Regions from separate parts of the Homo sapiens genome. Here region 1 is linked to region 2. The links are chromatin loops, found by intact Hi-C in ENCODE. Cell type or tissue: heart right ventricle. All regions are shown on one strand. Each heading gives the region's core, and the rest is flanking DNA. Links, peaks and the distances in the headings are about the cores only. Region 1 overlaps NOS1AP (nitric oxide synthase 1 adaptor protein). Region 2 overlaps NOS1AP (nitric oxide synthase 1 adaptor protein).

Region 1 (9,053 bases), core at 3,249-5,748, 66 kb before region 2:
TTTGCAATTTTTGCACAAGATGTTTCCCAATTTGCTGGGGAATGACTTCCAGAAATATTTCTGGTGCCCCTTCAGGGATGGGCACCAGTGTAGGGCCCAAGTGTCTCAGGGACTGTCTCACATGTAAGGTTGTACCAGGCAACCAAAAGCCAAACGTCCAAGCCTTTAAGTTGGAAATAGTCTGGACTGAAGTGTGTGTATAAATGCATGTAGATAGAAGGGCGATAGGATAGCACAGTTCTGCTTGGGGAAAATTAGGAGAAGTGGTATTTTAGGAGAACCCAGTACAAACCTCTGGATGTGAGGAGAGCTCAAATATAACCTTGGGTGTTCTGCTAAGTGTCTATGAGGACTTGAACAAGTCAGTTTCCTCTCTTTGTGCCTGGGTTTCATCTGTGAAGGAAGAAGAATAAATGATCTTTATGATACCTTCTACCACTGAACATTCTGTGACTTGAAAACATTATTCTAAAGAACACTTTTTAAATACTCATGGAAGAGAAATTGATTAGAGAGTTGGGCCAGAGCCCTCCCAACACTTTGGGAAGATCCCTCTCTTGCTAGCCATCTTCAAGTTTTGGAAAGCTCTCATGAAGCTGAGAGCTGGGGGCGGGGGGCAAGGGCAGGGGGACTCTTCTGTACTCAAAGCAGAACCAGGCAATTGAAAAGTGGATTCTGGCTCAGTATAACAAGAATTTTCTGGTCATCAGTGTTGTTGGAAGATGAAGAAAGCTTAGGAGGGAAGGAATTCTTCATCACTGGGGCCATTTTAGCCAAGGCTGATGCAGAGTGGGCAGAGATAGAGATATCAGACGAGTGACCAGACTAGATGTCTCTAAGTTCTTTCCAACCTGGGAGTTTTAAAAATGTATATATTTTTGTTAATTTTTCCTTATTATTTTGATCCTTGTGAAAGGAGAAGGAAGAGAGATGGGCATACTGCTGTCTGAAAGACTGATTATATGGGAGGGATGGGTGGTAAGGCTCTGAGGGGGAGAGAGTATCACTTTAACTACATTTCTTCAGCAACAACTTTGCAGTGTGGAGTAGGCTGAGGTGCAAGGGCTTAGAGACGCATTGAGTGGGTTCCTTGGATCTCCTTGCTGTGGGGCCCAGCTCGACCTTCAAGAGCACGGTGACTTCTCCCATGCCCAGCCCACAGCTCTGCTTGCCTCTCTCACTGTGGGCCTCCCTGACTCACTCGACAGCAAGCAAAAGCCACACTGTTTTCCCTGCCACCTTCTGTCTATCTCCCCATGGCTCTGAATCAGCTGTCATGGGAGTTGGCTGTGACTGAGAACCAGAATTAATCCACTTTCTCTGGAAATTATTTCTCTCAGGCCCATGACTGTCATATCACCGAGCTCTCTGAGGCCAGCATCTTTCTGTGAAGTCCTTGCTTTCCATGACAGCATTTTATAGGCTCCGTGTGGAGTTGCTGTTCCACTCTGTAATTGACTGGGCATATTGGTGCCACTTGTAATTACCTCCAGATACTCGCCTGCTTCAAGGCCATGGTGGTGACTCCTCCTTCTCCTGGGCTGCCTTCATCACCAGGCTTCTTTGCCTGTGGAATGGGAGATCCATTTGCTCTGGTTGGCAGGGCATGAGTGACATGTTCAAATAGCTCCATGGCACTGGCCTTCCTCTATCCACTGACTGCCTTTATTTCTTCATCTCTGCTATTGCACACAACGAGTATGGCCCAGCGACTGAACTGGCTGTCACTGTCAGGCCCCTGAGCTCACGGAGTCCGCAGCTGCTGTGATGCTGGAGGGGCTGCAGTGCTGCCCACAAGCCTGGGGGCTCTGGAGTCCTACCATGTGAAGAAAGTTGGTCTCTTGCTACTCTGGTCTCACCCCACTTCCCACCATTGTGTTCTTGCTGTTTCTACCCAGGCAGATCTTCACATGGGGACAATGAATGTGAGACAGGCTCATCTTGGGAATGAGGGTGAATGGTACTTGAGACTGGAGAGAGCCAGCAGGCTTCTTGGGTCTCTTATTGTCTTAGCTCAGCTGCCATAACAAAATATCACAGGCTAGGTGGATTGAACAAGAGAAATTTATTTTTCACAGTTCTGGAGGCTGGAAAGTCCAAGACCAAGGTGCCAGCAGGTCCAGTGTCTGGTAAGGGCTGTCTCTTTGGGTTGCAGATGATTCTTGCTACGTCCTCACATAGCCATTCCTTAGTGCATGTATGAGAAGGACATCTCTCTCTCCCTCCCCTCCTCTTATTGGAAGGATGCCAATCCTATGGGATTAGGACTCTACCTTTGTAACCTCATTTAACTTTAATTACCTCCTAAAAGCCCCTTCTCCAAATGCAGTCACATTGGGGTTTAGGGCTTCAGTGCAGAATGTTGGTGGGGGAGGGACAATACAATCTATAGCACTTATTTATTGATGTTTCTTTTTTCAACTTCAGAAGCAATAACTCACCTCCTAGGGCATTAAAAACCCAGTGAGGCAGTGGGTTGTTTGGCTACCTTCCTGTCCGAACTCTTTCTTTCCTTGTTTCCCTGTGTTTTTTTCTTGACTGTTTGAGACCCTGGGGGAGCCACTTTCCTTCCTCTCTCTGCAGTCTGATTGTTTACACTTTGCTGACCGTATCCTGGTTAAGGAAACTGACAAGGGTCCAGGGTCTCTAGGTGTCCTGCCATCGGAGGGACTGGCTGAATTAGCAGCAGCTGGCCCTGAATCATCCTTGGGAGTGTTGTATATTTAAGTCCAGTACTTGTAGCTTCCCCCCACAAAAGAAGATCATTTTACAGAAAACAGAACCAAGACCCCAAAAGTTCAGATTGTTGGTATGAAGTCATAAGACTACTTAGTGACAGAATCAGGAGTGTAAACCTAGCTCATAATCTCTAGTCGATGCTATAGCTGGGGAAGGACCAGGCAGATTGCAGGAGGAGATGCCTTGCCTGTGTTGCTGAGTTTTCCTCCCTCGGGTTGCCCTCTTGGAGGCTCCTCTTGTTTTTATACTTGACAGGACAGGGACAGGAAAAAGGTGAGACAGCTCATCGTGTGGCCCCCTCTGCAAGGCTGGGAAGGTGTTGTTTGACATATAGAGAACCAGGGGCTGCATGATCAGTGGTCTGAGCAGTGGTCTGGTCTTCTGTAGTCCCACCTCATCTACTTAATGACCAGTTAACTCTTAATTCAGGTGACAGTAAACATTTAGCACCTGTGCTGGGTGCTGGGCTATAGTGGTGAGCAAAATGGGCTGGTCCTGCCCTCATGAAACACAGTCTAGGTTTTATGCACCAAACTATTTACTCTCCCCATCACAAATCCACATTGACACTCAAGGATGGGGAACCTCTAAGTGACTGGGGTTTGGGATGGGAAATATGTAAACTCTGCCCCCCGCCACCCCGCTGCCCACCCCAGTCTGGTAATAGGTGTGTATGTTGGTGGTGGTAGTGGAAGAGTGGTAAGGGATATAGGATAAGAACAGGGGTAATTGTAAAAGCTTCGGGATTTTAGTGAAGCCACACACTTTCCTGCCCCATGATCAGTCTAGGGGGTCTAGCTGTGGATGCAGGCCTAGAAAGTATCAGTGAGTGGGTGGAGGATAGCCATGAGATGGCTGTGGAGAGTCTCCTACCTCTCCTTCTTCCTGCTGGGATGTTGCTTCTGCCCTCGACACACCCTGTGAACTTTGGCTGCTGCCGTGTAGCTTCTGAACTCTCTGTGGAGTGAGTGCCCCCGGCACACGGCGGACCATGTCAACAAGTTCAGCTGTATGAGCCTAGAGACTGTTCCTCGAAAGCCTGTCACACAGCTGCCTTGAGCCCAAGTGACAAGCTGTGGATCTTGCCCAGGGTAACCATTTCTGACTCTCCTGAATAATATGGGGTGGATCTGGGGCATTGTGTCTAGGAAAAGCAGGTGGAGGGTGTCTCTAGGGGATCAGGTCAGGGCTGGCCGCCCACCTCCCCACCCTCAAGGAATCTAGATACAGTTAGGGAGTCCCAGGTAACTTGAACACCCTGGTACATTTCCTTAGGAAGGAAATGAACGTATGAGCATGACCCCTTTTGCTTTATTCCAATACATATTTAAATACCCCAGCAACTCTCATCCACAACATTAGCTGTGATAACCAACTGTATTTCCTGTCTGAGACCCTTTCCTTCTCCAGTAATTAGCCTTTGTCTAGCCTTTAATCCAGTGGTGGTTATATGGGGAGCTGCCTGGTCAGGAATTTTTGCATTGAGGGAGGAGACTCTCCCACTGATCCTGTGCAGGCATTTTTGCTGACAGATTGTTATGGCTGGAGTTGCCAAATACAAGAAGCAGAGACCTTTCACCTTCACCTGAGCTGTGTGCTTTAGAGAAAGAAGGATGTGCCCACCTCCTATTTTCTGTCCTCACTGTTGAATTCGGTTGACATTCAGTTGCCCAATCTGCAGTCATATCCAACTAACTGGATTGTTTTTAAGTTCTCCTCTGGATGAATTATGAGCTTTCTTGACTTTGGTCAGGCTGCCTGGAGTCATTCCCAGCCTGGGCAGGTGCTGTGCCAACTTCCCTGGCATGTGCCTGTGCCTGCGGATTTTACTATTTGACCCCTAGCTCTCCCTTGGAAATACCAAGCCTGGAACTCTGGAGAAGGCGCCGCCGCTCGTGTAGTTCTGAAAGGCTCTCTTTGTCCTGAGGAATGCCTGTTGCAATGAAGCTTGGTAAATAGCCAGCTCATTTCTCCTATAAATTAAAATGAAGGAACCTCATCCGCTAGAAGTAACTTTACTTGTCTCGTCTCATCTTCTTTATTCAAGCCTATTTAATGAATATTTATTTAAGACCTAAAATCCAGCACTGTGCCAGGCACTATAATGGGGGACATAGAAGTAGAAGTTTGTGGTCCCTGCCTTCAAGGGCTTAAGGCTTCTCAGTGGGGACAGGCCATGTGCACATGAAACTATCAAAGAATATATAAAATTGAATTCAATTAAATGCCAAGTGGAGGAGTTTTCTTCTTTGGTGTGCCTGTGGGACCAGAGTTCCTTTTCCTATGTCTTTCAGAGATATCCATTTATTTCAGCCCCTTTAACATTTGTTCCTTTGTTAATCTGTTTGCTTGTTCATTCGTTCGTTCGTTCATTCATTCATTCATTCATTCATTCAGTAAAAGCCAATATATTGTTTACTCTTTGCCCAGCACTATGCTGCGTGCCCGCCTCCAGACAGAGAGGTGATATCAGCATGGCCCTCAGCAGGCTCACAGTCTGGTTGGAGGGAGAAGGAAAGGGGGAAGTGAGTATGCACGGTGGTAAAGGCTGTACACCCAGGAGGAATAGAGTGCCATGGGGACTGGAGGGAAGGGCTGCTTAGCTTCTGAGTTTTGATTTTCCCTTCATAATTTTTTTTTCTGTTCAAAAATAATTCTCAGTGTTTTTCTTAACCTTTCCATCATTCAAATGGCTGATTAACCCTCCTTTACTGTCAAGCTGCATATCTTTTTAATTTTGTGAAGTAGCCTTTTCTTCATTAGATACTGTGTATTCATTTGTCTTTTATCTTATATTGTATATTTGTTATTGTTTATTGTGTTCTTGAATCACTTCACAGAACTACTATTTGGCCTAATTTTCGGTCTGGAAATAGCTACTATTTTCTTCCATGAAGAGTGGCTGACAGCATATGGGAGTTCTGTCTGTACGCTAACATTTGTTTGTTAGTCATATTTCTCTCTTTTTTGCCTCTAATAGTTGCTCAGAGTTACTAATTTACCATCGTTATTAATGAATTCTTAAACATTTTTTGAAAATGTCACCTTTCTCCCTGCCAGGCTACATCAGTGAGTGGAGCAACAAAAACAGAACACCTTCAATAACAGAAAACAATATTCCTCTGGCTTCACCCCAACCCACCGTGATAGGGCTTTTATGCTGCATTCTCCGCGAAGCTTCTCCAAGATTTCTTGAGCATGCTTGGGAGGGATCTCACGGGTCCTCAAGGCCACAGTGCTCTCAGGACCATGAGATGCCTAGGATTCCCTGTCTCCTGTGTGTGGTGATGCCTGCCCTGAGCACCCCTAGCCTCGGGGCCCGTAAGTCCCAGGAAGTGCCTTGCCAAGGCCCCGGGGCCGAGTCTTTCTGAGGCTTGCCAGAGCTGAGCCACAGCACTCGACTGCGGTCATGCCACTCCCTGCTTTTAGAAACTGGCTTGCTGGGTGGGCCACACTGGTGATGCACTGGACCTTGCAGGTGGCAGCACTGTGTTGTGTCCCCTACTGAAGTGGTGAAACCTTAACTTGCATTGCGGGGCTAGGCTCATGAGCCCTGGGTCATTGCTGTCTGCTGCTCTCTGTCCTGCTATTTGGCCTGTTCCTAAGATGCAAACATGGATGCTGGGCCAGGAGACAGTCTGAGTGGCAGGCACTGTATTATGCTTATAACTGACCTGCTGCCTGGCCTGAGCTCTGTCACTGGCTCAAGCTTGAGGACCCAGCTCTGTCCTCAAAACAGATGCTCTCCCAGCAGGCCCTTTAGTGTGTCATCCAGATGGTCTCCAGCAGAATGGCCCCTTGGGTCCTCCACTCATGCCCAGGCAGACCTGAGACCTCGGGCAGATGCACCTTAGGCTCAAGCCAGGACTGTTGTGATGATGTCGAATTCTATAATCTTTCAGATTTAAAGATGATAAATCTTTCAGAACATTTAGAAAACAGAGGAAAGGAACAATGATAACCCATGATCTTACCATGCTTCTTTTGTTAGCATTTTGGAGAATTTCCATCAGACCTTTCTCATGCACATATCCTTCATAGCATTATAACTCACTGTTCTCTGGCCACGCCTTGGTCTGTCTGTCCAGCTTCCGTGTGTGTTCACCCGTTTGTGGGATGGCGAGTGGAGACCATGCTGAGCCTCTCATTTGCACTTTTATTTCCTGCTCCAACTGCAAGCTGCTTCCTTGCCCTCCTCCCCCATCTCCTCCCTGTCATCAGTCTTCTGAGTCCATTGACGTTGATTTGCATTCCTTTGCCTTCTCAGGTTGCTTTCTCATTGGTTGCTCTACTCTGAGCCACCTGTGTCCCATTCCTACTCTTACTTCTGCCAGGGACCTCCTCTTGCTGGTGTGTGCTAGGCCCACTAGCCAGAAGAAAAACCCTCTTTCACACAGATGCCATGAAGGGAAGGAATCTAGGCTGGGACTGGAGGTTGTATTAGGATCCATGCCCATGTAACTCTGCCCTGGCTAAAGCAGTGCTACTGTTGTGGGGACATTAATGACACCTTTGAAAGTGGTTTTATCAGTGCCTAGACAATCACTGGACCATTTCCTTCTAGAGCGGGCTTTACATCTTATAGTTGGACTCTTGGTGACTTGCATTTTAGTCTCAGCTTTGCCTCTGAGTCCTGCTATGTACTTTAGGCAAGTCGCTGAACCTCTATGCTTTGGTTTATTCATCTACCAAATGGGAATATTACAATTTGTCCTGTCAACATCACATGTGTATTGCAGATAGCATGACAAACCTGCTGTAATCCTGGTAGTACCATAATGTAAAATAAAATAATTATATTTGAAAAGAGAAGTATAAACATTGTGATAAGAATGTTATAAGAACACTGACTGTGGAATCAGGCAGCCTGGGTTCAAATCTTGGCATGACTATTACTGGCTGTGTGACCTTGGTCAACTTTCTAAACTTCTCTGTGCTTTGGTTTCTTCTTCTATCCAATGAGTAAGACAGCATAGCAGTACTTATAAGTTTATGGTTTTGGTAGGATTAGATGAGTTAACACATATAGCAAATTTAAAGGTGGGCTCAGCACATTTGCAAGTATTGTGATTGTGGGTGCTGTTATCGTTTATAGAGGATTCATCATCAAATCTTTTCCTGCTGTGAAGGGAAGGAGCTTTATGTGACTGACTTGGAGAGGAGCAAGGGCGTTCATGTATATTTGGTGCCAGTTGTGTGATGCATACACCTAGGTACTTCTATGTTTCCACTCTTTCACATGGGGAAGCTTAGGCTCAGGGAAACAAGCCTATACGACTCAAACTCTTTTGTCTGGGTCCAAATTGGTACTCTTTTCACTACACCATACCTCTTTCCATTTGGGTCCTGAAACAGCTGTTGTTAGCTTTTTTTTTTTTTTGAGATGAAGTCTCACTCTATCGCCCAGGCTGGAGTGCAATGGCACGATCTCGGCTCACTGCCACCTCTGCCTCCTGGGTTCAAGCGATTCTCCTGTCTCAGCCTCCTGAGTAGCTGGGATTACAGGCATGAGCCACCACACCCAGCTAATTTTTTTGTACTTTTGTAGAGATGGGGTTTCACCATGTTGGCCAGGCTGGTCTCGAACTCCTGGCCTCAAGTGATCCACCTGCCTTGGCCTCCCAAAGTGCTGGGATTACAGGCGTGAGCCACTGTGCCTGGCCTTGTTGTTGGCTTTTTGTTCAAGCACTGGTGTGCTTTAATGAGTATAGTTGTCCCAATTATCATGGGTGCCAGCGAGGCAGAGTGAGAGTGTGGCTGGCTCCCTGATGCCAGAGTAAAGGACACAACCTCCACTTTAACCCTGTGACCATAATTAAAACCACATATACACCTTTCTCTTTATCCTGTCCTCTTTTCTGTGCATTTTTCAGCAACTTGGTCAGCCTGCCAGTTCCTGAAATTAACCTGCTGCCTGGTTTATGACCGAGACTGGAGATGGCCTCATGCTAATTGCTGGATGGTTTCAGCTTCCTTCCCACTCACAGATACAGTGGTAGGAATAATAATTATGTCTGCCATGTACTGAGCATATGGGGACTTTACATCATCTTGTTTCCATCTCATAAATAATCAAGAGAGGCAGTGCTGTTCTTCTTGCTACAGATGAAGAAACTGAATCTTGGAGAGGTTGACTAACTTCCTTTAAGTATCACTAGTAAGTGACTGAGTTAGGACTCAAACCTGGGGCCTTTCTCTTCCTGGAGGCCCCACCTCTGAGTCCATCAGATAAGTTCTATTTTGGCTGATTTACAATGTAAGCTTCCAGAGAAGATTCTATTTGAAGCAGTTCCGGGACTTAAAAAATTTGAAAA
Region 2 (9,053 bases), core at 3,293-5,792:
ATCAGTTTTTTATTTTTTATGGATCATGCTTTTGGTATCATATGTAGAAGTTCTATATAAACCCAGGTCACAAAGTTTTTTGTTGTCGTTGTTGTTTCTGTTTTGTTTTTTGTTTTTGATACGGAGTCTCACTCTGTCACCCAGGCTGGAGTGCAGTTGTACGATCTTGGCTCTGCAACCTCTGCCTCCTGGGTTCCAGCGATTCTCTTGCCTCAGCCTCCTGAGTAGCTGGGACTATAGGCATGCTCCATCACACCCGGCTAATTTTTGTATTTTTAATAGAGATGGGGTTTCACCATGTTGGCCAGGCTGGTCTTGAACTCCTGACCTCAGGTGATCTGCCTACCATTTTCTTCTAAAAGTTTTATAGTTTTACACTTAAGCCTGTGATGCACTTTGAATTATTTCTGGCATAAGGTATGAGGTTTATTTTCATGTTCATTTTGGTTTTTTGCCTGATCTGGTCACATCTCACTCTCAGTAGTTCATTCTCTTTCCCTGTCAAGTTTGACTTTAGATTTCCATCATAGTTGGAGGGGGAAACCTGCCTCACATCACAGATTGTTTTTCCTATGGGAAAATAATCCCAGGATTAGGATTTTGCAGTTTGTAGTGGGGGCTTCTTCCCATTTTCATCCTCGTTTCTGAATAGTCACCTTGCTCTGCTTTGGATCCATGTTCAAATCTCATCTGTCTTCGGGGGCCCTCCCACGCATTTCAGTCTCTATCCAGTAGACTCCTTCCTGCACTCTGGATGTCACAGTGGTTGTGCTTGGTAATGCCACATGCTTTAATAGAGCGGAGACAGAAAATTCAGAGGGAACTCAAATGAGGTAAGGCAGGAGTTGGCAAACCATGGCTCATGGATCAACTCTGGCCCACTGAGCGCCTTTATAAATAAAGCTTTATTGGAACATAGCTGCACTCATTTATCTCTGTATTGTCTATGGCTGTTTTTGTGCTGGAGCAAGAGAGTTGCATAGTTGCAACAAAGATCACATAGCTCTCAGAACATAAAATATTTACCACTTTATCTTTTACAGAAAAAAATTTACTGACCCTCGGAGTCAAGGCTGGTACTGGGGATGAGTTGGGTTATGGCACTTTGCTATGGTGAAAACAGTCCTGCAGAAAACAGTGCTCTTCCTACATAAACCATCCTGGCATCTCTTCACCCAAGTTCATTTGTTGTCATAGAAATTTGGACGACGTAATGTCTGGTGCAGCTTTGGAGTTACCTATGGTGATGGGCTGGAAGAGAAGATGAGATGGAATAGAGATCATGTGGTGCATCAGTCAGTCCCAGTGAAGAACGGGGAGACGCAGGGAATCAGGAGTGACTTGATGACCAGCACTGACTTCTTAGTTTCTATGGTCTGCTAAACCTCACTCTACTTTAGTGGACCTCAGTCTTAGCTGCTCATGAGAATCACCTGGGTAGCTTAAAAAAAAAAAAAAAAGCCCAATGTCCAGGCTGCACTCTAGACCAATTACATCAAAACTTCTGGGGGTGGGATCCAGACACCAGTATTTTTTAAGTTTCCCAGTTGGCTCTAGTTTACAGCCCAGGCTGGGAACCATGGTTCCACTTTACAATCCCATAACCCCGAGGAAATATTGCCACCTACTGACAGTAGATAATTATTATGCCTTGAAAGAAGTCAATAACTTCAGATTCCCCTCCATTCTGGGAACTTGTGTATTGGTTACTGTATTTATATCATTTATGTATGAGAGTTGTATGTTAGAGTTTGATTTGGGGCCATCTTAAGGTGGTTGTTCCTGAGAAACACCTCATGTCTCAATTTTTATGTAACTCAGAATATTGACATATATAATTGGTAGGAATCATTGAATGTTAGCACTGAAAGAAACCTTAGAGATGGTTAGTTCACAAAGCTGACATATCCAAATACCTTTTGGACTTACATACTGTGGTTCTGGCTCCTTGCTTCTCAAAGTGTGGTCTGTGGACCAGTAGTGTCAGCATCATCTGAGACTACGCTAGAAATAAAGAACCCTTGGCTCTCCCCAGACCTGCAGAATGGCCTATAAATTAACAAGGTCCCTGAGTGATTTATATGGACCTTCAAGTTTGAGAAGCACCAGTTTAGAGAATCATATAAGTGGAATCTTCTGGGTGTAGCTTCCAGTTTTATTGTAAGAAACTACTTTTCAAAGAGAGCTGCCAGTATTCTGTTAGAGGCTGAATGATTGCTCGACAGAGACAACACTGTGACTTCGAGAGCCCTCCAAATTCTGATTTTATTATTTTCCTCCTCCTTCTCAAATAGTTTCTTCAGTATCTCTCAAGAATTACCTTCTTCATCATACCTTTCATTATACCACGAATATTCACTGGGGCCATCAGTTCTGCCTACTGTAGTTTCTCTCTTCCCAGCCACCTTACATCTGGAACTTGTATTATCCTAATGGATGAATGCAAGCACAGGTTTTCCAAATTTACCCTTATCTCTTGCTCATCATGTTAGAAAGTCTAAGCTCACCCTAAGCGTACTATGGGGAAATTCAACGGGTAGAAGACTTGGGAGAGCATAGGAAAAGCAGTCCCACATGAATGGCTGTGTGACCCCCACATCCTGTCTAGCTCCTATTACCTGATTCTCCAGTGCAAGATAGACTTTTTCAATGTATAACACATTCTTGTGTTCACCTGTGCTGGCATTGGTGAAAACATTGCTACCTTTTCCAGGCAAGGGATTTAGGGACCACTTCCTTATTCTGCTTCTCAGTCTATATAGTGATTTCATCCAGATATTTTCTTTATTCTTACTATGCAGTGCTTGATACATGTCTCTAGTCTTTCCTAGATTTCTCATTTACAGTGTCTCTTCTTCCTGATTCCTTAGTGCTGTTGCCAAGATTATGTTCAGGATTTGCACCTCTATTTTTCACTCTTTTTAAAACCCTTAAGCACCCTCCTACTTTCTATGCAAAACTATAGTAACTTCTTTTCCATTTTAGAACTTTCCCCATCTGTCTGCATCCTTTCTGCCTTCCATCCTCTTCCCTTGCTTCTGGGATTGACCTGGCCTCACCAAATGCCTTCATTTCTATGTTGGTATACATTTGCCCCACCTTCCTCAAGTGTGCCTGCCCATCTAACTCTTCCTACAAGAGCTATGAAGGTTCATATCACATTGAGTCATGTTTAGAGCTGGGAAGGTGTAATCTAACCCAATACCCTGGCTTCACAGAAGGGAAGAATTATACCCTTCTGTAGGGTAGGTGGCTTGCTCAAGGTCACGTAGCTAAGAATGTGAATACTTGCTGTGAAATAGCATTACTATTCAGTGTAGCTTCTTTGACTTCATAATACTTCATGCAAATTGTTTAACCTAACTTCACAAGGTAAGTGTGGGATGTGTGTGGCAGATAGTGAGAGGTGCTGGGAGGTTTATTAAACATGATTGATTACCTTCTTTTCAAGAGAGGTAAATTGAGCCCTAGAAAGACAAAAGGATTCATCATTTGTCTCATACCCACTTTTGGTCTGAGGCAGAAAACCGTAAATCCTTGATTCATGACTCTTCTAAATACTAGGAAACGTTTACTCCTTCTACGTGTGTGTGTGTGTGTGTGTGTGTGTGTGTGTGTGTGTGTGTGTGTGTAGATATGAATCATACTGTGGTAACAGTGTTATCTCTGCCCCACTCCTCTGCAAGACTATTTATTGCTGCATAATGGATGTGTATATTTTGGGGTACATGTGATAATTTGATACATTCATATAGATTGTAACGATCAAATCAGGGTGACTGGGACATTCATCACCTTAAATAAGTACCTTTGCTTTCTGCCAGGAACGTTGTTTAATGTCTCTAGTCTTCCTACTTACATCATATATTAACCATTTAGAGGAGTTTAGAGGACAGTCTAGGCTAGATATTAGTGGAGAATGATAGAATTGACCGGAGTAGGGTTTATACTGTTGTATTTTTATCTTGCCATCCACCTCTGTCTCTTTTTTTACTTAAAGAAGAGAAGATTCTAATACTTGTTTTTAACATGCTGTGAGAGATATAGAGAAGAAAGCAGCTGAAAGCAGCAGATGATTGTTAGTACTGGTACTCATCTTGCTTCATAAATCAGCCCTTCAGGCCCCTTAATCATTTAGGTTGTTGTTCAGCTACCCGTGACCTGTCAGCATGCTCCTGGTCAGAGAAAAGTGATGGCTGTATTCCCGGGGCTATCTCGTCTCCTCTCTACAGGGAGCAACCGCCACTTGGAGCTCCCCTGAGTACACAGTCCGAGATTGCTTGCACTTGAGGCTGCCGCTGCCTTCCATGCCAGGGCCTGTTTGACTTGCCCTATGCCATCATGCTGGTCTCCTGACACTGTGGAAATGCAGCCTCCTCACAGAACATCTGTGTGTGCATGAACCGCTCTTCCACCTTCTCAACGTTCCAAACAGCAACGAGCTTGAATATTTCCTGCCCCAAAGCCCTCCTTAAGTTCAGAAGGTCTCTTTACCATGTTTTTCTGTCCTCACTGGTATTTCATACCCTTCCCACGTTATTGACATGTGTCCCTGGGTGTGGAATGTTCCTGGTCCTGTGAAGTTAATTTCCAATATGTTCTTATTTCTCTTCTTGCTTTCTGTTATAAAATGGGGTTTGTGTGCTCATGAGACAGCTCATTAACCATGTATTGAATGAATGGAGGAATGAATGAATGAATTTTATTTCCTGGAGCCATGATTCTGAGCTACTAAAAGACACAAGTGTTGGGGAACATAACAAGCACAGAGCCAAGAGTCAGGAGATGTAGGTTCCAGATATGGGTTTTCTGCTAATGAACCTGGGAAGTCTCTTATCATCCCTGGGCACTGGTTTCTTCATCTATAAGATGAAAAGCTTGGTCAACCCTGGTGGCCTCAAACATTTCAAATACAAAGTTTCCTCTATAAATTTTTTAATGAACTATTTCAGGCTGGGTGCAGTGGCTAATGTCTGTAATCCTAACACTTTGGGAGGCCGAGGTGGGAGGATTGCTTGAGTCCAGGAGTTTGAGATCAGCCTGGGCAGCATAGCAAAACTCTGTTTCTATTTAAATAAATAATAAAGAAATATTTCAGATGTAAAAAATGTATGAAAGGTAAAGTATGAATACCTAATGCTTAGCACTCTGTGGAATTTCCTCCCAAAGTAATACTTTTTATTTTATTAGCTTTTGATTTAGAAAATGGATGACAACAACTAGCAATAGCACTTTCATAAGAATCTATCTTGTTACAAGAATAGCTATACTTAAAAAATAGTACATATATGATTAAGACACATTGATTAGTTTATGGCAATTCTTAATGCAAATAAAAATGTATAATAATCCTTGCTTTTGTGGCCCAAAGTAGTGTTTCTGAATAGCATGGTCTACATTACCATGTGCATTTTAAAAAACGCCAACTTTTGGCCGTACTTCTGATCTGCTGAATAAACATTTCTAAAGCCTGGGCCTGTGATTCTGCCTTTTTATCAAGTATTCCAAATGGGATTTAGAACTTGAGTTTTAGATCTCCTTGGTCTACAAAGTAGGATGATACTTCATTTCTATATAATGACAATGAATATTTCTTTAAAAAGTAGCTTCTGTGGTTCCTTTTGAGTATTTTGGAGATTGCAGAGATTTTATTTATACCCAATTTTCAATAATATATCTATTGCAAAAATAAGTCATGCTGGGATTGAGGTAGGTAGATGGGAAATAAATGTCTCTACCCAGTGTTTCCAAGACTCCTCATAGATATTCTGGAATTTAGATTCATTTCAAACTTTGGTGTTGGTCATGCTGGCATTTCTGAGATTTTATATAAATCAACAATACAAGACACATCAGTATTAGAAACTGCCATGGTTCTCAGGAACCCTGCCCCCAAGATTCTGGTTCCATAGGCATAAGAGCCAGAAGTTAAGGAAGCTGGGTAGCCCACAGAACAGAAATTCATCTCACGACCATCCCCCCAATCATTACTCCTAACTGTACAGTCAAATGATTACGAGTGGCTTTGGCCAATAATGACAGCTCTACAGGATTTCATTTTTAAAAGGCTGTATCAAGCATAGATAAAGTGCTCAGTACTGTGCTGTGGACCATGGACCATATAAGGAAGATTAGTTCTTAAAGTCCTTGCACTTCGGAATGGAATCCAGATTTTAATAATTTGGTAATTAACTTCTGGAAGGCTTACTTTATATACAGTGCCTTTTCTTGGGCTCTGTGAATAACCACTGTCAACTATATTCATTACTTTGACATTCATTTATCACCCTCCTATGTCCTGGTCTCTTTTCTTGGGTAGAAATATGTATCAGTCATATTTCTTGCTCTCATGAAGGGTATGGCCTGTGGGATAAATAAATAATCAACCAATCAACAGTGAGTGATAATAGAGGCTTGCATATTGCTGTAGTAACCAACTCTGTGGGAGGATATGGGAAGCGGGAGTTGGCTTCACTGTGTAGAAGTGTGAGCAGATATTTCAAGAATAAACAAGAGTTCACCAGGCAGATGGTGTGGGGAGGGCATTTTAGGCATAGGGAATAGCAAATGCAATTACATGGAAGTGTGGAAAACTATGGCATGTTTAACTTGCATGTGGGGGAGTTCCAGAAATATCATTTCGTGAGCAGAATTTAAGTGGACTTGCCGTGAGAACAAATGTGTTTGTTACATGGTGTTTTAGATTTTGCATTTTTGTATTGTGGTAAAATATACATGACATAAAATTTACCATTTTAGGCCGGGCGCGGTGGCTCACGCCTGTAATCCAAGCACTTTGGGAGGCTGGGGCGGGCAGATCACCAGTCTGGCCAAAATGGTGAAACCCCGTTTCTACTTAAAATACAAAAATTAGCTGGGCATGGTGGCAGGTGCCTGTAATCCCAGCTGCTCAGGAGGCTGAGGCAGGAGAATTGCTTGAACCTGGGAGGCAGAGGTTGCAGTGAGCTGAGATTGCACCATTGCACTCCAGCCTGGGGGACAAGAGTGAGACTTCATCTGGAAAAAATAAAAATACCATTTTAACCCTTTTTAAGTGTACGGTTCTGTGGCATTAAATATATTTACATTGCTGTACAACCATCACCACCATCCATCTCCAGAACTTTTTCATCTTGCAAAGATGAAACTCTGTACCTGTTAAACAACTTCCATTTCCCCTTCTGCTCAGCCCCTATTATTTGTCTCTGTAAGTTTGACAACCCTAGGGACTTCATATAAGTGGAATCATAGAATATTTTCCATTTGTCATCAAGATTCAACCATGTTGTAGCATATGTCAGAATGTCCTAACTTTTTAAGGCTGAATAATATTACATTGTATGTATACACCACATTTTGTGAATCCATTCATCCATTGATAGACATTTGGGTTGCTTCTACCTTTTGGTTATTGTAAATACTGCTGTGAACATGGGTATACTCAGATTTTGTATCTTACTGTCTAAATTTTTAGACTGTCACATCACATAATACATGCAAAAGGACTTTCTGAAAACCCTTTGTGAGACAGTACCTTTGGTAGAGGTGCTTATGGTTTTGTTTTGGAGATCTGCTCACACTCCTGAAACCGAGACTATAGACAGAATATGATTGGAATGCCCAGCAGCACTGTCAGAGTCCACTTTTAAATTTCCTGTGATCATTTGCAAGAAGCGAAGCTCCAAAGCTCCTTCTAGATAGGTAGTGAACACAGTCAAGGACTTACAGAGCCTGGCATAGTGTTTGCCTTTGCAAACTGAATCCTCTCCCCTTGGTGAAGTTGCCTTTGAGCACCTTGACTCATAAGCAGGTCTTGGCTGACATCTGTAAGCATTGCAGAGACAGTGAGAAGGACTTGGCAAAATGAATTTTATGGTTAAGAATGAGGGAGACCTGCTTCCTATGAAGCAGGTGAGAGAGTGTATCACCAGCCAAATTATTTCTGGCCAAGGTGACTGAAGAACCAAGGATCCTGTTTTCTCTCTCTCTCTTTATTGCTTGCTCGCTCTCCCTCTCTCTCTCTCTGTGTGTGTGTGTGTGTTAAAAATCCATGGATATGTTAATATACATATATATTTTTAACATATATATATAATATATGTTAAAAATCAGGTATTTTCAAACATCCAGGGATTCTTTAGGGAGCTACACATTTTTGTGAAAACAGACTGCTAAATGTGTGAGGAGCATCTGATGGCCCCAGCCCTTCCCCTGGACTCTGAGGAAGTAATTCTATTCCTTCTGTTTCTGAAGTATAGCCTCAGGTTTAGGGCTGGCTGGTCCCTTCATGAGATGCCCACTCTGCTGTTGCAGACTTCTGGCTTCCCCTTCTTGGATACTCAGTGACCAGGACAGAGATATATAGGGTTAGGAGGCAGTTTGGGAAGTTGGGAAAAAGGAAGCACTGGGGTGTCAGGAGATGATTAGAAATGAGGCTGCTGATCTGTCAGCAGCTTTCCAACTTCTCATCGATGTTCTTACTCATGTCTTCCATTGAGTGTTCACTCCTGGCTCCTGTTGGATGCTTTTCCCAGCTTCCCCTTCCTGGACCTCACTGACTGGCACGGCACATTAAGTTCCAAGGCCACTATTCCAAAACAAGGTCCCAAGGCTCTATTTGTGAAACCCCAGACACTTTCCCCTGGCCTTTCCAGTCTGCAGGTGGTGTTCCAGGACTTGCATTGTTTTGTTCCCTGAAAGGTCAAGTCCTGTAGGGCTTCATCTGTCCAGGCTGGTGGGGCTCTGGCTGGCAAAGCAAATGCATCAGATCAGCCTGGCCATATTCAGGGAGGGCCAGGCCCGTTGGCACAGACTGCAGGGCTGGCATGGGCTTTGTGGGAGGCTGGTCTGAGCCACAGACGGTGGCACCAGCAGTCTTGTTTGTTCTTCAGCCCCTGGCAAAGCCTGAGCAGATTGGATTCCTGTCCTGTGGAACACAGATGCTTCCTCCAGAGCTCACCTGCCCAGGCAGTGCTCCACCTTGGAGCAGCACCGTCAGTTTGGGAAAAAGGAGGATTTGTCCCTGAGAGCCCCTTCTCTTCTCCATTCTTGTG

The links. A loop is a pair of places that touch in the nucleus more often than their neighbours do. Peaks named below come from ENCODE experiments on the same cell type or tissue, not always from the same donor. Only the 100,000 strongest peaks of a DNase experiment are listed, where the experiment ranks them.
Region 1: a loop joins it to region 2, with 2.4 times the contacts of the local background. A loop is called at or near these places in 2 of 110 quality-filtered maps.

Annotation. Positions count from the first base shown.
Region 1 is chr1:162,209,163-162,218,215 of GRCh38, forward strand. The region is part of intron 2 of NOS1AP (nitric oxide synthase 1 adaptor protein); the gene reads left to right. Among named protein-coding and RNA genes, the nearest start is that of MIR4654, 57 kb to the left of the region's middle. In heart right ventricle, for the core only: no CTCF peak of the experiment used is centred there; DNase peaks (open chromatin) are centred at 3,699 and 4,539; H3K27ac peaks cover 1,900 bases.
Region 2 is chr1:162,275,081-162,284,133 of GRCh38, forward strand. The region is part of intron 2 of NOS1AP (nitric oxide synthase 1 adaptor protein); the gene reads left to right. Among named protein-coding and RNA genes, the nearest start is that of MIR556, 63 kb to the right of the region's middle. In heart right ventricle, for the core only: no CTCF peak of the experiment used is centred there; a DNase peak (open chromatin) is centred at 4,263; H3K27ac peaks cover 1,317 bases.